Regions from separate parts of the Mus musculus genome. Here all the other regions are linked to region 3. A link is a loop called in an ENCODE intact Hi-C map of the cell type or tissue named here. Cell type or tissue: heart. All regions are shown on one strand. Region 1 has its middle 18 kb from the start of Socs1. Region 2 has its middle 12 kb from the start of Rmi2. Region 3 overlaps Clec16a (C-type lectin domain family 16, member A). Region 4 has its middle 32 kb from the start of Rmi2.

Region 1 (5,000 bases), 130 kb after region 3:
TGTGACCAGCAAGCATCAAGAATCAAGTGATTATTGATATGTCCTTGTTCTCACACCTGCAGATGTTGTTTCCTTTCCCATCTCTAGCAGAGAGCATGGCTATTCTAGACACTGCCTTGAAGGCACAGCCAAGCACTCCTTAACACTTCCTGGGCTTACAGGTGGGTCCACAGCCCCCCCCCCCCGAGATTGAGTGGGCTTTCACAGGCTATTTTTCACTGCCATGACAGCATACCTAACAAGAGTGACTTAGAGAGGGCAAGGATCATTTGGGCGCACAGTTTGGGGCACAGTTCATTGTGTCAGGAAGGCAGCTGGTCACATAGCATCCATAAGGGACAGAGTGATGCGAATACTGATCCTCACTTTCTTAGATTGATATAGTTCAGGGCTCCAGTTCATGGGAGTGTTGCCCATGCCCAGGGTCATCTTTCCTGCTCAGTTAAACCTCCCTTGAAACATCCTTAGGTATGCTTCCAAAGTGATCCTCAGTCCAGTTGGGTTAGTGGTTAAGGCGACCAATTCAACCACAAGAATATCGCAGCAGTGACCCCATGTGACCTCTGAGGCTGCCTTGGTTTTAAATCGTGTGTTTGTATATGTGTTGGGGGCAAGGGAGAGGAGGGGGCCATGGGTTTTCTTTTTATTATATGGGTTCTGGCGACTCAATTCAGGGCATCATGTTTGATAAAGACCGTCTTTACTTCTGAGGCATCTCACCCCTCCTCTGCCTTGTATTTTAGAACAGATAGCCCAACCTGAGCTACCAGGTGTGAGGTGACTCCCTCAGGTTGCCACACTCAAAGGACGTCCAAGACATAGGAGGAGGCCTCAGGTTAGCAGAGACGTCCTCTCATAATACCAGCCAAGATATCAGCCATAGAATGAAGAGCCCTCCAGACCCTTGAGAGCCACCCCTAACTGAGACCTGCGATCTCACGGAGCAGAATCAAATTATAGGAGGCTGCAGCAGAGGACAGGGTAATTTTTCATTGACATCAGGCACCTTAGCTCATTCCATCCTTCAAAGATCCTCAGCACAGATATTGTCAGCCATGTGCTTTCTTTGTTTGTTTGTTGTTTGTTTGTTTGTTTGTTTGTTGAGGCCCGGTCTTCCTCTGTAGTCCAGGTTGTTCTCAAACTCAAAATTCTCTTACCTCAGTCCCTCGAGTGCTGGGATTATACATGGGCACACTATAATCACAAAGGAGATTAAAGCTCAGAGAGGTTCAGAAACTTGCCCAGTACTCCCCAGATAATTTGGCTTCAGACTTCTGAGAAGTGCCTGGCTATGTCAGCCTCAGTTGTAGGAATTTCTGAGAGCCTGGGTTCTCTGAAATGTTTGACCATCCAGTGGAAAGAAGATAGCATTTTCAACAAATGGTGCTGGCTCAACTGGCAGTTATCATGGAGAAGAATGTGAATTGATCCATTCCTATCTCCTTGTACAAAGCTCAAGTCTAAGTGGATCAAGGAACTTCACATAAAACCAGAGACACTGAAGCTTATAGAGGAGAAAGTGGGGAATAATCTCGAAGATATGGGCACAGGGGAAAAATTCCTAAATAGAACAGCAATGGCTTGTGCTGTAAGATCGAGAATCGACAAGTGGGACCTCATAAAATTGCAAAGCTTCTGTAAGACAAAGGACACTGTCAATAAGACAAAAAGGCCACCAACAGATTTGGAGAACCGATTTCTTTTTCTTTCTTTCTTTTTTTTTTTTTTAATTGGACGTAGTACTACTGGCAGATCCAGCAATATCTCTCCTGGGCATATACCCAGAAGATGTTCCAACTGGTAATAAGGACACATACTCCACTATGTTCATAGCAGCCCTATTTATAATAACCAGAAGCTGGAAAGAACCCAGATGTCCCTCAACAGAGGAATGGATACAGAAAATGTGGTACGTTTACACAATGGAGTACTACTCAGCTATTAAAAACAATGAATTTATGAAATTCTTAGGCAAATGGATGTATCTGGAGGATATCATCCTGAGTGAGGTAACCCAATCACAAAAGAAGTCACTTGATATCCACTCACTGATAAGTGGATGTTAGCTCAGAAACCTAGAATACCCAAGATACAATTTCCAAAACACAAGAAAATCAAGAAGAAGGAAGACCAACTCGTGGAGAACCGATTTCTAAGCAGAGTTCTGTCACAGCACTTCCTACTGGCTGGTCTCCCCTGCTGGTGAGAGATGGTATTGCAACTCAACTCTAGTAGACAAGAGCAGAGATCTTGCACAGCTGGAGCTGGAGAAAGTTCAACCAAGAGGTTTTGTTGCACCAGGCTTAGCCCCAGGAGACAGGTGAGCTGAGTTTGAGTTCCTGTCCTGACACATGTCAGTCAGGGTCCACTGAATAGGAGAGAAACCCCTGCGGGCGTCTCAGTAGAGGACAAGATTATAGGATTGAGGAGGTCATCAGACTGGAGAATGAAGAGAGCCGAGCCAGCCCCACCCTGAGCTCAAGCAAAGGTAGAGAAAAGCCGGAGCACAAGGGCCAGGCTACCCAACAGGTACAGGAAGAGCAGTGGAAGTTTTGCCACTAGATCTGGTATTAAGAAAGATACACCTAACGCTCAAGAAATGTGGGGCCCTCAGAGTGGGGAGTTCTGATGGGATGGAGGGTATGCATGGGAAAATCTTGGAGATTGGGGTAAGAGATGTGGGATGTGGAACAGTTGGCGGGTGGACCTACAGGGATATAAGGTCTAGATTGTTAAAAAAAAAAAAAAAAAGATTAAACAATAAAGAAATGAAAAAAGAAAATTATTTTTTAAAAAGGGACAACAGAAAAAAAAAAAGAAAAAAGAAAGGTCCCCAGTTGCTGCTAAGTTGCCACCTGAAACACAAAAGGAGAGAAACCCCACTTTTTCTACCCCAGGTGTTTTACCATGCTTCCTTCACCTCAAACTTATGACAATCCCTCTCCACCCCACCCCACCCCACCCCCGTCCCTCCTGGGTTTACACAGGTGATTTGTCACTATGCAAAGAACCCATGGCAGCTTCCAATATAAGGACTAGGCTGTGAGGAGCTGCACCCCAGAGGATGCAGTTCTCTGCTTGTTTGGTATCAGTAACTGGCTGAAGACTCACCTTCCTCAAACATGAGGAAGGCTGAGTAGGTGATAGCTCAAGGCCAGCCTGAGCTGCAGATAGGTCTTGGAGATGGGCCATAGCTCGGTGGTACAGTCTTTGCCTGGCATGCGCAAAGCCCTAGGTTCAGTTCTCAGCACCGCATAAGCCAGGTGTGGCAGGTGGTGCACACCTTGATCTCAGCACTTAGAGGGTGGAGGCAGGAGGACCCTGGTACCAACCAGAGTGTAGGGAAATGGAGGAGTCATTCCAGAGTAGAGGAAATGAGGCTAGGTAAAAATTTCAGCATAAATGAACTCTGAAAGCTAGGCTGTAAGAGGCTGAATTGCTAAATGCCACTGAACTGTGGTGGGGTTTGTTAGATTTATAGCCGAAAGGCTTGAAGTGTGGCTCAGTAGCAGGGATCTTGCCAGGCATGTGAGAGGCCCCAGCAGCATCAAAAATGAAAGAGGAGAGTAAGAAAAAGAAGACAGAGGAGGAAAAGAGGGAGGAGTGGGGAGCAGAGGTGAGGAAGAAACTGATGGCAAAATCAAAACTCAGAGTGCCCTCAATGCACCCAAGTGGGGGGCCCCATTTCCTGGGTAGCACAGGTGAGAGAGCCAGGGTCCACAGTGGTCCAGAGTAGCAGTGTCCTGTCCGAATTGGTGCAGCCTGCGGCTGGGCTGCGAGCCACAGCCCACAGTGGCAGGCAGAGTTCCTGGAAAGCAAGCGGGTGGAGTTCCTCCTAGAGATCAGAGCAGCTTGGGCAAGATCCCCTGGTCAAGGTCTCCACCCTGGCAGAGGTAACACCCCCCTGGGGGAGGAGTGGGACGTGTGTCCGCCCTGTAGGTTTGGTACAGCCTGTCCTGTGAGCTTCCGGTGGCTTCTCTGTTACTCTACCCTGGATGAGTTAGTTGGTCTTAAGTTCCCGAAGGCATGGATGGAGGGGGGGGCGGTGTTGTGAGGCCACCTGAGTGGAAAGATTGGCACTGTTTACAAAATCAACCTCTCCTTGGAAACTTCTTTTTTTTTTTTAATTAACACAGGCCAATAAAAGTTAAGACACAAGAGAGCAGAAGGATGCTCACATCTGGTAGGGACCCCTGCCACCACCTCCTCCACCTCCTTCTCCTCCCCCACCCTCTGCTTCCTTTTCCTCTCTTTATCCCTTCTCCCCTTTGCTTTCTTTCTTCCCCCCTTCTCTTTTCCTCCCCGTTTGTCTCCCTTCCCACCTTCTGCCTTCTACATACATTTATTAAACACCAGCTGTATGCCAGGCACTTCTCTGAGCCCTAAAGACACAGCATGCAATACGTATATATAAGGCCCTGCTTATATTCTGAAGGGTTGTCCATGTCTGCTCCTGTAAGGGGTACCACTGTGATGCCGTGGAGGCCAGCTTCTTGTGGTCCAGGGTGTTTCATGGGCTTCTGTGAATGGGCAGCCTGCCTACCCATCTTATCACTAGAGATGCCTGTTCCTTAGGCAACCCTCCCCCTGTAGTATTGCCTCCACCAAGGCTGCCTTGGCAGAGGACTCTCCCATGGGTTCCCTTCCCTGGGGAATAGGCAGCACCCGCCTCCTGGTCTGCAGAGTTCTCTCTCCCTGCCACCTCCCCCTACTGCCACCCACAGCTATTCTGGGCCCCAGGTCCCTTTCACTTTCTGCTTAGCTCTTCCTGCTCAGCAGTTCCTCACCCTCCCCTGCTCCTCCAGCCCCCTCCCTGCTGGCCCCAGGTTCTGTCTGTGCCTCTTTTGCTGCTGGCTCCAGTTTCTGTTAGAAACTGCACGGGAAGGTAGCTTGTAGTGAGACCTGGGTTTGAATTCCCCTCTGTGCCTTCCTGGCATGGGGCTTTGACCCACCTTGGAGCTTCAAATCCTTGCATGCACCACTTAGTGGGGCTATGGGCG
Region 2 (5,000 bases), 210 kb after region 3:
CATGTTCTTGTAAAGCTGAAGTTTTACCGCAAAATTCTGCAGGAGGGGAAAGAAGGGCTGTGTGAAATAGGGGAGTGTCTGACTGCCGTGTTTTTGTTGGCTTGTGTGTGATTTAATGATTAAAGAGAAAAAGAAACCAGAGGATATGCTGTGCGGAGTCGGGGATCAGCTCTGAGTTCTGTCTGTCTGGCCAGCCAGGGTTGATGCTGGGTACCTTCTCCAGTTTGCTGATCAGCTAGCTGACTCTTGAAAGGATAAGCGGGAGCCTGGGTATGGGGGTGCACACCTGTAATCCTGACATTCTGGAGGTGAAGGCCACTCAGGGCCATAATGTGGGTTCCAGGTCCTTTGTTGACAAGCCCCTATGTAAAGAGGAAGAGGGTGGTCAAGGGCCGTGTATGGTGTGGAGTGCTTGTTTGGCATCAACAAAACCCTGAGTTTGATCCTCGAATCTCAGCACTAAGGAATTGGAGAATCAGAAGTTCAAAGTCGCCACGGGCTACATAGCAAGCCTGGGCCAACCTGGGCTACAGGAGACACTGTCTTGTTTTTGTTTTTGTTTTTGTTTTGTTCTTTTGTTTTTCAAGACAGGGTTTCTCTGTATAGCCCTGGTGGCTGTCCTGGAACTCACTTTATAGACCAGGCTGGCCTTGAACTCAGAAATCAGCCTGCCTCTGCCTCCCGAGTGCTGGGATTAAAGGCATGCACCACAGGAGACACTGTCTTAAGACAAAACAAAACAAAACAAAACAAACAAAAACAGGTTTGAGGACAGCCAAGGCTACACATAGAAACCCTGTCTCGAAAAACTGAAAAGTAAAAAACAGGATGGGGGAGAAGGAGTGGATATGCCTTTAGTCACAGTTAGCCACAATGACCTACATCAAGCAAATAGCTTTGAGCCTGTGTCTGAAGACACCGTTCAGGGGCTCCCACCTTGTCACACTGTGGGCTAGTTCTGGTTCCACCATCCCCTGCCTGACCTGGGGTTTGAAGGTCAGCCTTCAAGGTGGAGACTTCGAGGTGGTTCTTCCTTCAAAGGATGCTGCTGGTAGGCTCTTGGGAAATGGAGTTTGCCACCCCTCCTTCTGAGTGGGGAGGTCTCAAGGTTGTTTTAGAATCCTTGCTTGGCATCTCTGTCCTCCGGGGACTCACATCACACACACACACACACACACACACACACACACACACACACACACACACACACACACACACAGAGTAAGCTGTAGGAGTTTCAGGTTGAAGACAGAAGCCACAGAGTAAAGGCACAGTGCTCAGGAGCCTTGGCATTTGAGGGCTTTAAAGCTTCTATTTAGTTAGCTAGTTGTGTGTGTGTGTGTGTGTGTGTGTGTGTGTGTGTGTGTGTAGGTGGACATTTGCTGTGGCATGGGTGTATAAATCAGAGGATAAATTGTGGGTGTTGATTTTTGATTTCTACCGGGTGGGATGCAAGGTTCAAACTCAGGTCTTTGGGCTCGGTGCTAAGTGCCTTTATCCTCAGAGCCATCTTGTTGGCCTGGGTTTGAGTTTTTATTGTTATTGTGATTTTAGTTTGTTTGTATTTTGTTACTTTTTAAGATTTATGTGTGTGTGTGTGCCCCGTGCATAAGCATGAGGTACTGTGTGAAGGTAGAGGACTGCTTTCGGTAAACCATTCTCCCCACTGTGGGTCCAGAGAACTGAGTGTACTGCATTTGACCCCTACAGCAAGTGTTTTTACCCACTGAGCCCATTTGTGAGGCAGTTTCTCATAGCTCATGTCGTCCTGATGACCTTGGCAATCCTCCTGAACCCTGGATCACAGCTGTGCTCTTCTGCCTGGTTCTTACGTGCTGGAGATTAACCCAGAGCTTTATGCATGGTGGGCAGACACCCCGCCAACTGAGCTGTGTCTCCAGAGCAGGTTTTTTGTTTTTCCCTTGTTTCTCCTTTTCAGACAGGGTCTCACTACGTAGTCCAAGCTGGCCTTGATTCTCTTCCCTCAGCTCCTGAGGTATGTACTACTGTGCCAGCATTTTGGGTCCCTTGCAGGTGCTGGCATGAAGGCAGGAAAGTACTCTTCAGAGAGGAAAGATCTGGACGTATAAAAGGGCCATGGCAAAGAGTAAGTGCTAGTGTGCCTGGACAGTGACTTCCTCGATAAAGACACCAGCACAATTGCATACTTGGTTTGCGCTGAGCATCCTTTGCCTAAGAGGTGTGTCTGCTCGCCTTGCATTGCCCCAGCAGGCCACAGGGGCAAGTCGTGAGCTAGTAGGTGCCTGGTGGTGTTAGGGACAGTGTTCTTCAGAGCCAGCACCTTAATTCTTCCCTGTTGGCTCCTTGGGACTGCTCTAGAGTGGAGTATAGCACCCCCTGCTGCTTGGCCTGGGTCTGGTCTGAGCCCTAGGGAATGGGATGAGAGCCAGAGATCACAGAATGAAAAGCCACAAAATGAAGCAAAGGAACAAATAGGGCCACAAGAAATTTCACAGCCAACCACCCTGGGAGTTCTGCCCATTGTGGCCAGACAGGTGGGGGCAGAGTGGGGGAAGTTTGGACACCAGATGGGTTTCAATGGACTTGACATTCAACTCTAGTCCCTTTTATTAAGTGACTCACCTTGGGTGAGTCTCTTCATCTTTCTGAGCTCTTTAGGCTTTTTAGGCTGTTTAGGTCACTATGTAGAAGCTTAACTGAAACTCCTGAAGTAGCCCAGGTTATCCTCCAACTTGCAAAGATTGTCCTGCCTCTGCCTCTCAACTGCACCACCATGCCCAACTCTTATTGTTTTTATGAGCTATTATAATTACTATGATTGTTGTTGTTGTTGAGACTTCTCACAATTGTAGCCCTGGCTGGCCTGGAACTCACAGAAATCTGCCTGTCTCTGCTTCTAGCATGCTGGCATTAAAGGCATGCACCACTATGTCTAGTTATAAGCATTTAGAAGTATTTAGCACTTGGGCCTGAACCCAGGGTCATCCCAGGCAAGCACTCAGTCTCTGAGCCATCCCCAGCCCCTCTGCACCGTTTGCTTTCAGATAAGGTCGTACTAACTTCCCTGGGCAGCTGAGTATCTGGGATTGAATCTGAGTCACTAAGCTCTTTATAAGCAACTTCAAATTATTGTGGTTGTCCTCGTTATCATCGGGGACATGATATATATATATCATGAGGACAGGTTGCCAGTGCTTATAGGCAAGCTTACTGACCTGAGTTCATTTCAGGGAACCTACAGAAAGATGGGGGGGGGGAGCTATCCCTGAAAGCTGTCCTCTGACCTCCATATAAGTCAATGGCATGTGTATGCCCTTATATCCACATATAATAATAAATAAAATACAAGTTCAAATGGACAGACTTAGCATTATTATTATGTGCTGGGGATGAAACCTAGGGCTTCCTATATGTAGATGAATGCCCTACCTCGGAACCACATCTCAGCCCTCTGGGCTTATGTCTGACCTCTGTAGAGAAGAATGCCTGGGGTCAGAAAGAGTAAACGACTCTCTACTCTGCTGCTAAGGGAATCCAAGCAGTAGGTGACTTGTTGTTTTGTTTCATTTTGAAACAGGGTTTCTCTGTGTAGCCCTGGCTGTCCTGGAACTCAATCTGTTGACCAGGCTGCCCTCAAACTCAGAGATCGTCCTGCCTCTGCCTCCTGAGTACCCAGATTAAAGGTGTGTGCCACCACACCTGAGTGTGGCCTTTGTCATGAAGCCCCAGTGCCTGCTGGGCCCTGGGTCTGGAGACAATGGGAGGAAGATCCTTGGTTGCTGCACAGCTTGCCTTATCTCTGCTGTATGCATGCAGGCTCAGCTCATCGCAAGAATCACTTCTGAGGCTAAGGAATGTGGCTCAGTTAGTAGAGTACTTGCCTAGTGTGCGTGACGCCCAGGGTTCATTTCCCAGCATTGCATTAAACTGATCATAGTGGTACACACCTGCAGTCTCAGCGCTCAGGAGGTGGAGACAGGGGGATCAGAAGTTCAGGTCACCTTCTGCTCAGTGACTTAGATAGAGGCCAGCCTAGGCTTATAGAAGTCTTTTATTGTTTAAGTTGGAAAAAGTCCATTTTGCAACTAAGATAGTGTTCACAGGTTCTGGTTAGGGTGTCATCACAGGAGAAGAGGGCCATTCTGGCCCCTGGCTGCACAATTATCTCATAGCAAGGTTCCTGAATGCCTCCTCCCACTGTAGCATTAACCCACCTCCCCAGAGGTCATCTAGCTCAACTGAACAAGCAGGGATGTGGTGTGGACAAAGATCAGCCTAAGAAACAGAGGCCCTGTGCTGGGAAATTCAAAGCTACAAACACCTGCTCCTCCCTTCTGGCCAAATTGGGTGAGGAAAGGAAGGGCTTTGAAATCTCATTATTGACTGCACTTACCTACTTCATGCATATGTACATGCAGAGCTAGGAAGGGGGGCAGGAGGACCAGAAGTTTCAGGTCATTCTTGGCTACATTGCAAATTAGAGTTCAGCCTGGAATATATGAGACTATCTCAAAAAGAACAATGTTAGGGAATAGCAGAGTTGGTGATTGCTGTTTGGCTGGAATATTCGACTTTACCAGATGTTCTGGAACACACGTCTGGACTGTCTTGAGCTGTGTAGGATGACAGACTCATGGGGTTGCTGTTCTTGAATGTGGCTTGTGTATCTTGTGGGGTTGCCAGACACAGTGGATAGAATATACAGGCTGCCTTTCACAGGATCAATGGGATAGAAACTGTACCTCCACAGTGGGGAAAGCCAACAGACAGCCTTTTGCCAGATGATCTGGCTCTAATGTCACATGTCAGGGTGACCATAACTAAGCCCCAAGAGGCTGGAACCTAGGTTTGTTTCACTCCCGAACCAGTTCCCTTCTCTTACTTTGCTCCAGTAGAGCAGGGACTGTCCCACAGGGTCCTCGGGAATCTGGGTTGGCCCCATTACCCTGGAGAGGTGTGTGAGGACATGACATCTTCCATATGTCTGACCACTAGGATGATACAGCACACACCGCCAT
Region 3 (5,000 bases):
CGTGAGTGAGTGCCACTCAAGCTGCTCACACATTCTTTAGTGACTCAGGTTTATTACCAAAGGGATGACAGACCCTGAGACTCACTGTTATCCCCACCCCCATGGAGAGAATGGGAGGAATCCCATGGAGGAGGTCCTGGCACTGTAGGAGCAATGGAACCAATCTGTATTGTAAGAAGGCCCTGCTGTGAAACCAGTGCCAAGAACAGCCTGGAGTGGGAACATGGCTCTGCCACCCTGCTCTGGGATACAGGGATTTTGAAAAAGGGACTCAGGCCTCTGGAAAACAGTGTTAAACATGTCCCACAAAGGAAGGCAGCCAGTCAGCACTAGGCGGTCATGGGGCCCTCTGACTTAAATGAAGGGAAAAGTACACACACACAACTTGGAGAATGAAAAGAGCCTGCCACTCATCTGGCACACGAGAAATATAGGCCCCGTCTAACCCAGAGCTGGCTCATTTGTGGCCCAAGTACAGGAGGGCCTTTGCTGAGGCTTCCTGTGCTGTCTCTCCTAGATAAAGCCCATGAATGTGGAGTATCTCATGATGGATGCTTCCATCCTCCTGCCCCCAACGGGCACTCCACTGACTGGCATTGACTTTGTGAAGCGGCTGCCATGTGGTGATGTGGAGAAGACGAGGCGGGTGAGTAAGTGCTTTCTGGCCTCTCCTAGGCCATAGGGAAAGGGTCTTTAGATCAGTTGAAGCCTACCACCAATAGGTGTCTAGTCACCTGGAAAGAATAGCCTCACGCATGCACCTACTACCATACATGGCTTTCTTTCCAAAGCCTGGTGCCCTTGGAAATTGGAGATTGAGATTCTGTGGCAACTGGCACCTCTGTGGGCTGCTGTCAGACTACCTGCGCCAGGGCAGAGTGCAGCCAAAACCCTGGATGGAGGCCAAGCCAATCTTCTTTGAAGCAAGGGAACCCAGAGCCTAGAACAGCCAGTGTGGGAGGTGGATGTGAGCCCTAGGCACACTGGCAAGCTGTCCGATAGTGAGAGGATGGTGCTGGCTGCGCAGGAGAGCGTGCGTACAGAGCCCTGTTCTTAGAACAGCAGAGGTGATCCCCTTATCAGCACTTTGTTCTGAGGCGGCCGCTCTAGGAAGCAGCCTCGCTCAGGCTCTTCACAGTATTTTATCTCCTGCGTAAGATCTCGGTTTCTTTCTTAGAAAGCAGCACTGCCTTTTCCTGGAAAATCATTCCCTGGAGACATGACTGGGAGTGGATAATTTAGAGGCACTCATGATCGCTCCCAGGCTCACTACATCGTCCTTGGTCTGCTTGTGGCTTGGGGGTCTCACTTTAGGATTTCAGAAAGCAAGTGACATAAAGTTGTGTGTGCCTCAGACAAGAACCTCTGTGACCTCCTCCGCCCTGCTGGCACTTTTAACCATGTGCTCAGGGGCTACAGAGGAAGTGGAGACTTTGTATCTTCAAGCAACACACATTCCCAGCCCCCTGAGCAAACCACAGACTCCTGCAAGTTGTCCTCTGACCTCCATGTGTGCACACAACACAAATACTTTTTTTAAGTGTAAGATCAAAATACCAAAAGTGCCCCTGACTCCTGCCAGCCCATAAGGGACATCCATGTTGAAATCAAAGTCATCACAGTTTGGGGTTCCAAGCAGAACTTGAATTTGAGTTATCCCCACTCAGGTAGGGGCAGTTGGAAGGAGTGGCTGAGAAAGAACATGAGTTCCTTAGTCAGGCCTACAGAGGTTATAGCTGTGTGATCTTGGAAGCATTGTTTAAGTCCCTGAGCCTAAAGTTCCTCCTGTGCCCCCTCAGCTTTTGCCCACAGTAGCTGGCAGGATGGCTGTGAAGTTTCTGGCCGACAGTAAACACTGAAAGTGTGTTGGTGGGAAAGGAGTGCAATGCACCAGTGTCTTAAGATGAGCGAGAGGTTCCACTCAAGGACTCGCTAAGCTTAGTGCAGAGGAGAGCCAGCAGGGGGCGCGGGCAAATGGTAAAGTCTGAACTGAAGTATCAGCTATCTGGGAAGCCACTGCCCAAGGGTCCCTGTGCTAGGGTGTTGTGTTTGGTACTAGGGATGAGGCCAGAGCATGCACATGCCAGCACATGCTCACCCTCCTCTCAGTTTTGATTGAGACAGTGTCTTACTAAGTAGCCCAGATTGGCTTCTACCTCAGCCTCCCAGATATCTGGAATTACAGATTTGTGTCCCCACATTCTGATCCCATGTTCCCTGTGGGCACAGCAGGTTTTTATGTTTGTCACTATTGACCTTGAGGAAATGGGGTGGCTGTGTGTTACACATTAAAGAAAACTCAGTCAGAGCTCAGCATTTTTAAAGGAAGGACATTTTTCTTCCATATTTCAACACTTAGAGACATTTGCTTCTCCTCCCATCTTTGTCTACAAACTCAGCCCCTTATGATGGCACAGGAATTTTTGCCATGGTGTCACCTGCATCTTCCTTTGTTCATTGTATTATGAGGTTTCCTGTTGTAAGCGTGGTTTTCGCAGCTCTGGACAAGCTTCCCAGTTCTTACATGCTACCAGTGACATCACCCCAGCCTACAGGGGAGGGGCTTTCCTCTCTTTCTCTCTCTCTCTTTCTTTCTTTCTTTCTTTCTTTCTTTCTTTCTTTCTTTCTTTCTTTCTTTCTTTCTTTCTTTCTTTTGGAGACAAGGTCTCATGTAACCCAGGCTAGTCTTAAACTCACTATACAGCCACGGTTAACTTTGAATTCCTGATCCTCCTTCCACTACAGCTCAAGGGCGGAGAACATAGCCTGTGCCACCACGCCTGTCTGATGGTTTTCTAAGTGATTTTTTAGGGCTGCATAAAGGTTGTCAGGAGTTCTCTGCCACAGCTCCCATGGGTTTTCCCATTGGTCAGAGTTTAGGGCACCTCCATGTAATTCACTCTTTTCAGCTGAGCCATGAGAGCTACTTCATGAACACAGTGTTTTCTTTCTCTTGAATCATTTCTTTAGGACATGTTCTCAGAAGCAGGATTTCTGGTTCAAAGGGTATGGATTTTTTTTTCATCTCTAACGTCACCACCTAGCTTTCTCTCTGGGCCAGGCCCACATCCAGCTGCTTCAACCCTGTTTTCAGGATGACTTACTTTCACAGCTGTTTCCATAGCCTTGTGGGCTTCTAACCTGAATGACTGTCACCTAAATACAACAGCTTGCAAATATGGCAAGGAAGCTGACAGAAGTGACCTGAGCACTTGGTCCAGGGCCACCTGTGCCATGAAAAACCCTCACTCACCATGTACTCCTCCCCAGAGCTGAGCAGATACTAGGAACTCCTGCTCTCACTCAGCCAGGTGGAGCTGAGATTCATCAGCCTCCAGACCTTCTCTTCCAAAGCCGCTGTATGAGCTGGGTTTCTACATGCTGAATGTGACTGGGGATGGCTTCCAGACTCGGAGAAGCTAAGAAATGGAAGTTTCTTCATATTAGACCTCGGTCAACTGTCTTCCCTTTTGAAATTTGGTCTCCTGGGTTCCAAGATTTGAAACAGTCATCATTTCTTATTACTTTTGGCTATGACATTAAAACTTTGTATCTTGAGCCGGGCGTGGTGGCGCACGCCTTTAATCCCAGCACTCGGGAGGCAGAGGCAGGCGGATTTCTGAGTTCGAGGCCAGCCTGGTCTACAAAGTGAGTTCCAGGACAGCCAGGGCTACACAGAGAAACCCTGTCTCAAAAAACCAAAAAAAAAAAAAAAAAAAAAAAAAGAAAAAGAATATAAAAAAAAAAAAAAAAGAAAACTTTGTATCTTGATTTAGCAAAGAAAAGAAGAGTGCTTGATAAAACCATGGGTCCCAAGCCCTGACTCTTTGGAGGCCAAGGACTGTGATCAGAAGAACAGTCTTTGGAGTCTGGGCTTCCATCTCTCTGCTTGTCAGATGGGAACCACATAGGGTAATTAAGAGGTCCAGCTGGCAGGCAGCTGGGCACAGTGATGCACACCTTTATTCCCAGCACTCAGTGGGGCATGGGGGTGTGCAGAAGCAGTCGAATCTCTATGAGTTTTAGGCCAGCCTGATCTACTGAGTGAGTTCCAGGACAGCCAAGGCTACAGGCTACATAGAGATTCCCTGGAAAGAATGGGGGTGAGGGGAAGCCCTACACAGTGCTCAATGGCCATGAGTGGTGAGAGGGAGCTGTTAGTATCTCTAGGTGGTGGCATGAAGTTGCCATGGGGTGAGACAGCATGCATGCCAGCCCCTCCGGCTGCCCTGTGGGACTCACCTCTTTCTGTTCTTAGACATGGGCTTCTTTTGTATGTGGCTTTCCCTTGAGAGTTGGTATTTTTAAATGGTATTATATATGTTTTATAGTCTATTTTATAGTTTAAATTACTATTTTTATTTGTATTCCTGGAAATATCTTCCATTCAACATTTGCAGAGTAAAAGCAGATGTTTTACCAAAAGGCCTACATTAAGAGCCAAATTCTGAATTCATAGATTCCTTGGAAAGCCTCAGTCTTCCAAGGGATAGGCTGCAGAAAGCAGCGTGTGTTTCTGTTTTCTCATCCCAGCTGTGCCCCCGCTGGGGGTCTTTGCCATCAGAACCCTGAAAGCAATGGACTTAACAACATGAGCAGACTGGGACATGCATGCAGTCGGTTCTTTTCTTTCCTTCTCCTCATCCCTGAAGTTGTAACTGCTTACTTAAGAGCTCTGGCTGTCATATAATCCTGTGACACCTGCTCCCCACTTCACATCTTATTGCTGTCTTCTTTGGACTGGCACAGGGATTGCATTTCCTGGTATACGAGGCTGTGTCAATGTGTGCCTGATATTACAGAGGCTTGGCTCAGCGCCTTAGCAGCTGTATGGGCCAAGCTCACTCTGTCCTATCAGCACCTCTCAGCATTCTTGCTCCTGTAGTCTTAAATTTACAGTATAGAATCCCTGAACCCCAGCACATAGTAGGTGCTTACTAGATAGGAACTCATGATTTTTTTTGTTTGTTTGTTTGTTTTGTTTTGTTTTAATAGAACTA
Region 4 (5,000 bases), 230 kb after region 3:
CCTTTTCTTTTTAAAAAACAGTATGACTTTTTATTTTACATGTATGAGTGTTTGCCTGCATGTATGTGTATGTGTGTGACCTGTAGAGGTCAGGCCACCCATTCTCCTGGCAGTAGTGAGCTGTCACATGGATGCTGGGAATCGAACCCAACTCCTCTGTAAGAGAACTATGGAGCCATCTCTCCAACCTTATTTGATTTTATTAAGGCAGAATCTTGCTATGTAGCCCAGGCTGGCCTCAAATTAGCTTTCCTCCTGTCCCTGCCAACCAGGCTAGCTCTTTTTTCATGAAAACCATGTTGAACATAGCTTTGTTGGGACTCTGTGCTCACCACAGAACTGAGCACCGCAGGACTGAGCACCGCAGGACTGAGCACCGCAGAACTGAGCACCTGCCATCCCTGTAGGAGCTCAGAGAGTGGCACTGCTTTCCCATTTGAGGTGGGAGACCAAGGCTAGACCAGGATGAGAACTTCCCACACTGAAGAGGGAGGGCCAAGGTCACAGAGTCCTGGGCACACAGGTGGATGTAGGCAGCCACCAGCTGGCAGGCAGACTGGAGCGCCCTAGGATCACAGGTGTCTTGGACACACAGTCTGAGGACTGGGGCAGGATCCACCTGAAACCAATGCCAGCCCATCACGGTGCTTGCCTGATGTACCCTTGGAAGGGCATTGCCTAGATCAGGCCTCTTTCATTCTGTGGTTACTCTGCTGAGTTGCCTCTGGCCAGTTCTCCAGGCTGGACCAGGGTTCTTGGGAGAAGGCCTGACAGGTGGTCCCATGCCCTGAGTATGGCTGCTGTACCCCCTCTCCAGCACCACAGGTGTCACCCACCTGGATGGAAACTCCCAAGACCCATCCCTCTGCACGTTTCTCTTGGGCACACTTCCTGGTGTGCAGCAGCCTCAGCAAGATGCCTGTATCCTTGAGTGGAGCGCCAGGGTTCCTGCTTTACCCTGGACCTGTGCAGCTGTCCTCCACTGAGCCTGCCAGGCCTGGGTGAGCTCCTCCAGGCTGGCAGCTTCTGTGCCACCTGGCAGTAGTAGCTCATCGTCTTCATTATTGTTGGTACCCAGAAGGCCAGCAGACATTCCTGCAGAGCAAGAGGGACCTGTTGGGAAAGCTCCCCCTCCTGACTCCCCAGGACGCCAGAGTTCTCAGAAGTTGGGGAGGGAAAAGATGATCTAAGGAGGACTGTGCCTTGCAGTGCCTTCTCCCACAGTCCCAGCCCACTGGGCCACTTAGGAAGCTTTCCAGAAGACCTCTTGTGGTCTACTTGCATGTTGGGAGACCTCATGAGAGCTGACTTCACTCTGTCCAGACTGTCTCCAGGGAAGAGAGCCAAGCTGGGTCAGAAACCCTGGGCCAGAAGCTGGCCCTGGAAGCAGGGGTGAGTGTCCAGCTTCTACTGGGTCATCTGTAATGGGACAGGAATGACCAGGACTGAGAAGGAGGCAGCTGTGTCACACTAGAAAAGAGGCCAGCAGTCATGGTGACCCCAGCAGGGAAGTGTCCAGTCAGCAAAGGCAGCCATTGAGATTATCTCCAGTTCTTGCCCACTGGCCCTTCCCCACCAGGAGGCCAACTGCAGTGCCGCTGAGAAGGGGCGTGTCACCTCATCCCTGAAGTCTGGCCCCGGCAGAGCTGGAAAAGGCCCTTGTGGGGAACATCAAGCCCCAACCCACCATGGTGCCACAGGCCTAGCATCAGACTGCAGAGGCCTGCTGGCACATCCCAGGAGATGGACACACCATCCTAGCTGCTCAGCTCAGCCCTGGACCCAGTGCTCAGCAGGAGATGGCTCTAGACCCCAGCAGCCCCAAGGCCAGGCAGTGTCATACATCTTGTAAGCCTGTGGACCACACACACGGGTGAGTCTGGAATCACTCCCAGCAACTAACCCTTAGGCAACATGTGGACAAGAGGCTCTGGGGAGTCCTCCCCACCCCCAGCCCAGCCCCCAACCCATGCACTAAGCTTTAGGGTACAGGTAAGCTTTAGGATACAGAACAAGGGTTGCGTGGTTCATTCAGCTCTACATGAAGGACGTGAACTCCGAGCTTGTGCGGCTCAGCATCAGAGAGGACATTTACTGAGAGGTCTTGGCTAGCAGGAAGCTGCCACAGCAGGGACCCAGGTCCCACATCTGCCCATCAAAGGTCACCATGGACCTGGCACTGGCTACCACAGCTCAATCTGAGAAGAGGACAGACCAGCTCGACGCTAAGTGTTAACCCAGAAACAAGTGTGCTTCCAAGTCTGGGGGCGCTCCCAAGACGCTGAGCTCGGGAATGTCGGCACACCATAAACCACCCTATGCCACGCCTGAAGCTCTGCCTCCTCTGTAGCAAGGGCTTGGGTTCAGATGGCATGCCTGCACAAGCCAGCCGTGGCATTCCCTCTACTTCACACGGGAGGAAACTGAGGATGAAGAAATTATATAGCAGCGCGAGCCAGAGGCGGCTTCCCCGGGGTCTTCTCAGAGGCACATCAGGGCCACAGGCTACAGACACCGCCGCCTCCTCCATAAGGCTCCATTAGCAGCCTTCCAGCTCCAACTGGAGCTCAGCCCTCTCTTTCTCCACCAAGGCCCCCTGGGAGAAGGCTGGCCTCAGAAGGAACCCCCAGATGTTGTGTATGCCTCCTTAGCCAGCCAGGACTTTATATTCCTGACAGAATCCTAGCAGGGTCAGTAGCCCCAGATGACCTCACCAAGCCCAGGAACTTGTGGGGCTGGGCTGCGATTCCACGGGACCTGACAGGCTTTCCTGTGCCTACTGGTCATGAAGCCCTATAGGATCCCACAGGCAGAGGACCGGGAAGTGGGCAGGACTTACCCTTGAAAAGGCTTCTCAGCAGGCGATGCTGGAACCCATAGAACCTGGCTAGCACTTTAGGCTCATACAACCTGTGGAGTGGCCACAGGAATTTCTCCTCCACCAGGTAACTGACCACCTGGGCTGCGTGCAGGGGCCCATCCCCCACAGGCAGGAGTGGCAAGCCTTACGGTCACGGAGTGGTTCCTGAAATGGACACAGAGGAGATGGACACAGAGATGGGTCCCCCAGCAAGTCGAGATGGCTCACTGAGCCTCTCTTTCCCTGAAGGACAGTGATGTCACAGGCTGGAAAGGAATCACAGATGCTGTCCCCCTAGAGAGGGCTCCCCTCTCTCTGCAGAAGTGTCCTTATAAGATAATCCAAAGTCCTGCAATAGGGCCACAGCTGCCTGTGCACCCTGCTCCAGGGGCCAGTGGGGTAATGGGGATGGGCGTAGACACTGAGGGAGGCAAGCCAGGGTACCTGTCAGAGGTTTACAGGCACAGTAAGATGATGCTGAGTGGGCCAGAACAGGAGCCCAGACAAAGGGGGATTGTCAGAGATTTCTCCAGGCTAGGGAGAGACTCTAGAACTTTCTCAGGCTGTGGAACCTGAGGTTGGAAAGAGTGAGAAAAATCTGGGGGTGAGGCACTGAGAACGGCCACTCAGTGCCATCTGCTGAAGCCCTCGGTCTACACAGACCCTGCTAGGTTTCTAGCTGTTTCTTCACTCGTTTTCCTTTGAGGTATGTCCCAAGTTTACAGGTGGGGAAACTGAGGCAGAGTAGGAATTCAACCAAGAGTTAGGGTCAAGTTTCCCACACCCAAGAGGCACCATGCTGCCACCTGCTGGGCAAGAAGGGAACTGTAGGCGCTCTTGCCGGCTCCTACCTGTGAGGCCTTCGCTGCCCACGTCTCCATGGTTAATCCCTTCTCATCTAACAGCACAGAACAGCATGAGAAAAGTCCTGTGGTTCAGGCCGCTACAGTTCTGCTTACACTGCACTGTTTAGCCACGCACAGAAGCCCCTGTGGTTTGCCCCTTGTCTATAGAGGGGCCTCTGTCCTTCCGGCTGTTGAGGCCAAATACTTTGAAATCACCTCTCACTCCTCTTTTACCACCGCCATCCAGGTGAGTCCTGATCCTCTCCAGGCTGACCTAAAAGCACATCTGGATTCTGACTGCCTCTCATCCCTTCCACACTGAGTTTGCTCCAGCAACCCCAGCCAGCCCTATACTCTGTGCAGGGACACTGGGATGGGCCTTAGCTGCCAACTTCCAGGCAACCTGAACAGCCAGGCCCCTCACCATGGGGGCCAGTGGGAATACACAGAGATCCACCTTCCCCTGGGCCAAACCCCTTGTATGCGCCCATCTCCAAGCAGAAGCCAAGGCCTTAAACCACCTGGAACGTGCTCAAATCCTGCTGGCTTCCTTACTACTTTTCAGACCGGTACCACGGCTCTGCAACCTCCCAAACCCTGCTCTCCACCAGTGTGTGCCTACCCAGAGCTGCATACTCAAAATTCACCACCTCTGGGCTGGCAAGAAGGCTCAGTGGTTAAGGCACTTGCCACGCAAGCACAAGATCAGATACTGAGAACCACACATAAATGTGAGGCGAGCATGACAGAACTTGTGATTTCATTCTCAGAAGGCAGATGGATCCCCAGAACAAGCTGCCTGGCAAGACTAGCCCTATCAGTGAACTCTGGGATTGATTGAGAGAGCCTGCCTCAACAAGTAAGGCCATTATTCTCTATCAGCTTCAGGCATCCACATACGAGTGCATACACATGCGGGCCCACATACGTGCAGGCCCAAAGAACCGTACTTTAAAAAGGGGAGCCCTCTTGTGCTTCTCAGCCAAGCTTTACCCTCACCCATGTGTCTTTCTGCAGCAGTGTGCCACCTAATACATATAGGTCAGGGACTGGCCTCCTGCCCATTAGACCACATCCAGCCTGCTAGCCAAGGATGCCTTTCCCCATAGCTAAGTGTTTTGCAAAACTAACTAGAATGTGAACAGTGCTTGCGCAGAGCCTAAGCCTCAGTTTCCCACCTGTCAAATGAGAACCTCCTGTGTGGCAATGCTGCCCTACAGTACAGACAGACTCAGTCCTGTCATGTAGCAGGAACACAGGACTCGCGAGTAAGTCTCAGCACACTTACACGGCTG

The links. Hi-C counts contacts between places; a loop is a spot of excess contacts. Peaks named below come from ENCODE experiments on the same cell type or tissue, not always from the same donor. Only the 100,000 strongest peaks of a DNase experiment are listed, where the experiment ranks them.
Region 1: it touches region 3 in a loop (6-fold over the local background); 7 of 42 quality-filtered maps call a loop at or near these places.
Region 2: it touches region 3 in a loop (10-fold over the local background); 15 of 42 quality-filtered maps call a loop at or near these places.
Region 4: it touches region 3 in a loop (11-fold over the local background); 4 of 42 quality-filtered maps call a loop at or near these places.

Annotation. Positions count from the first base shown.
Region 1 is chr16:10,765,134-10,770,133 of GRCm38, forward strand. No RefSeq gene overlaps it. Among named protein-coding and RNA genes, the nearest start is that of Socs1, 18 kb to the right of the region's middle. In heart, a CTCF peak has its summit at 2,215; DNase peaks (open chromatin) are centred at 2,327, 3,847 and 4,657; H3K27ac peaks cover 638 bases; H3K27me3 peaks cover 1,198 bases.
Region 2 is chr16:10,844,368-10,849,367 of GRCm38, forward strand. No RefSeq gene overlaps it. Among named protein-coding and RNA genes, the nearest start is that of Rmi2, 12 kb to the left of the region's middle. In heart, CTCF peaks have their summits at 2,356 (motif pointing left) and 4,177; DNase peaks (open chromatin) are centred at 2,364 and 4,573; H3K4me3 peaks cover 50 bases; H3K27ac peaks cover 760 bases.
Region 3 is chr16:10,638,270-10,643,269 of GRCm38, forward strand. Clec16a (C-type lectin domain family 16, member A) reads left to right here. Exons shown (of 23, transcript NM_001204229.1): 17 at 518-646. Among named protein-coding and RNA genes, the nearest start is that of Gm52264, 18 kb to the right of the region's middle. In heart, a CTCF peak has its summit at 1,954 (motif pointing right); a DNase peak (open chromatin) is centred at 1,952; H3K27ac peaks cover 1,251 bases.
Region 4 is chr16:10,864,427-10,869,426 of GRCm38, forward strand. No RefSeq gene overlaps it. Among named protein-coding and RNA genes, the nearest start is that of Rmi2, 32 kb to the left of the region's middle. In heart, no CTCF peak of the experiment used is centred here; DNase peaks (open chromatin) are centred at 1,375, 2,665, 3,275 and 3,815; H3K27ac peaks cover 267 bases; H3K27me3 peaks cover 1,123 bases.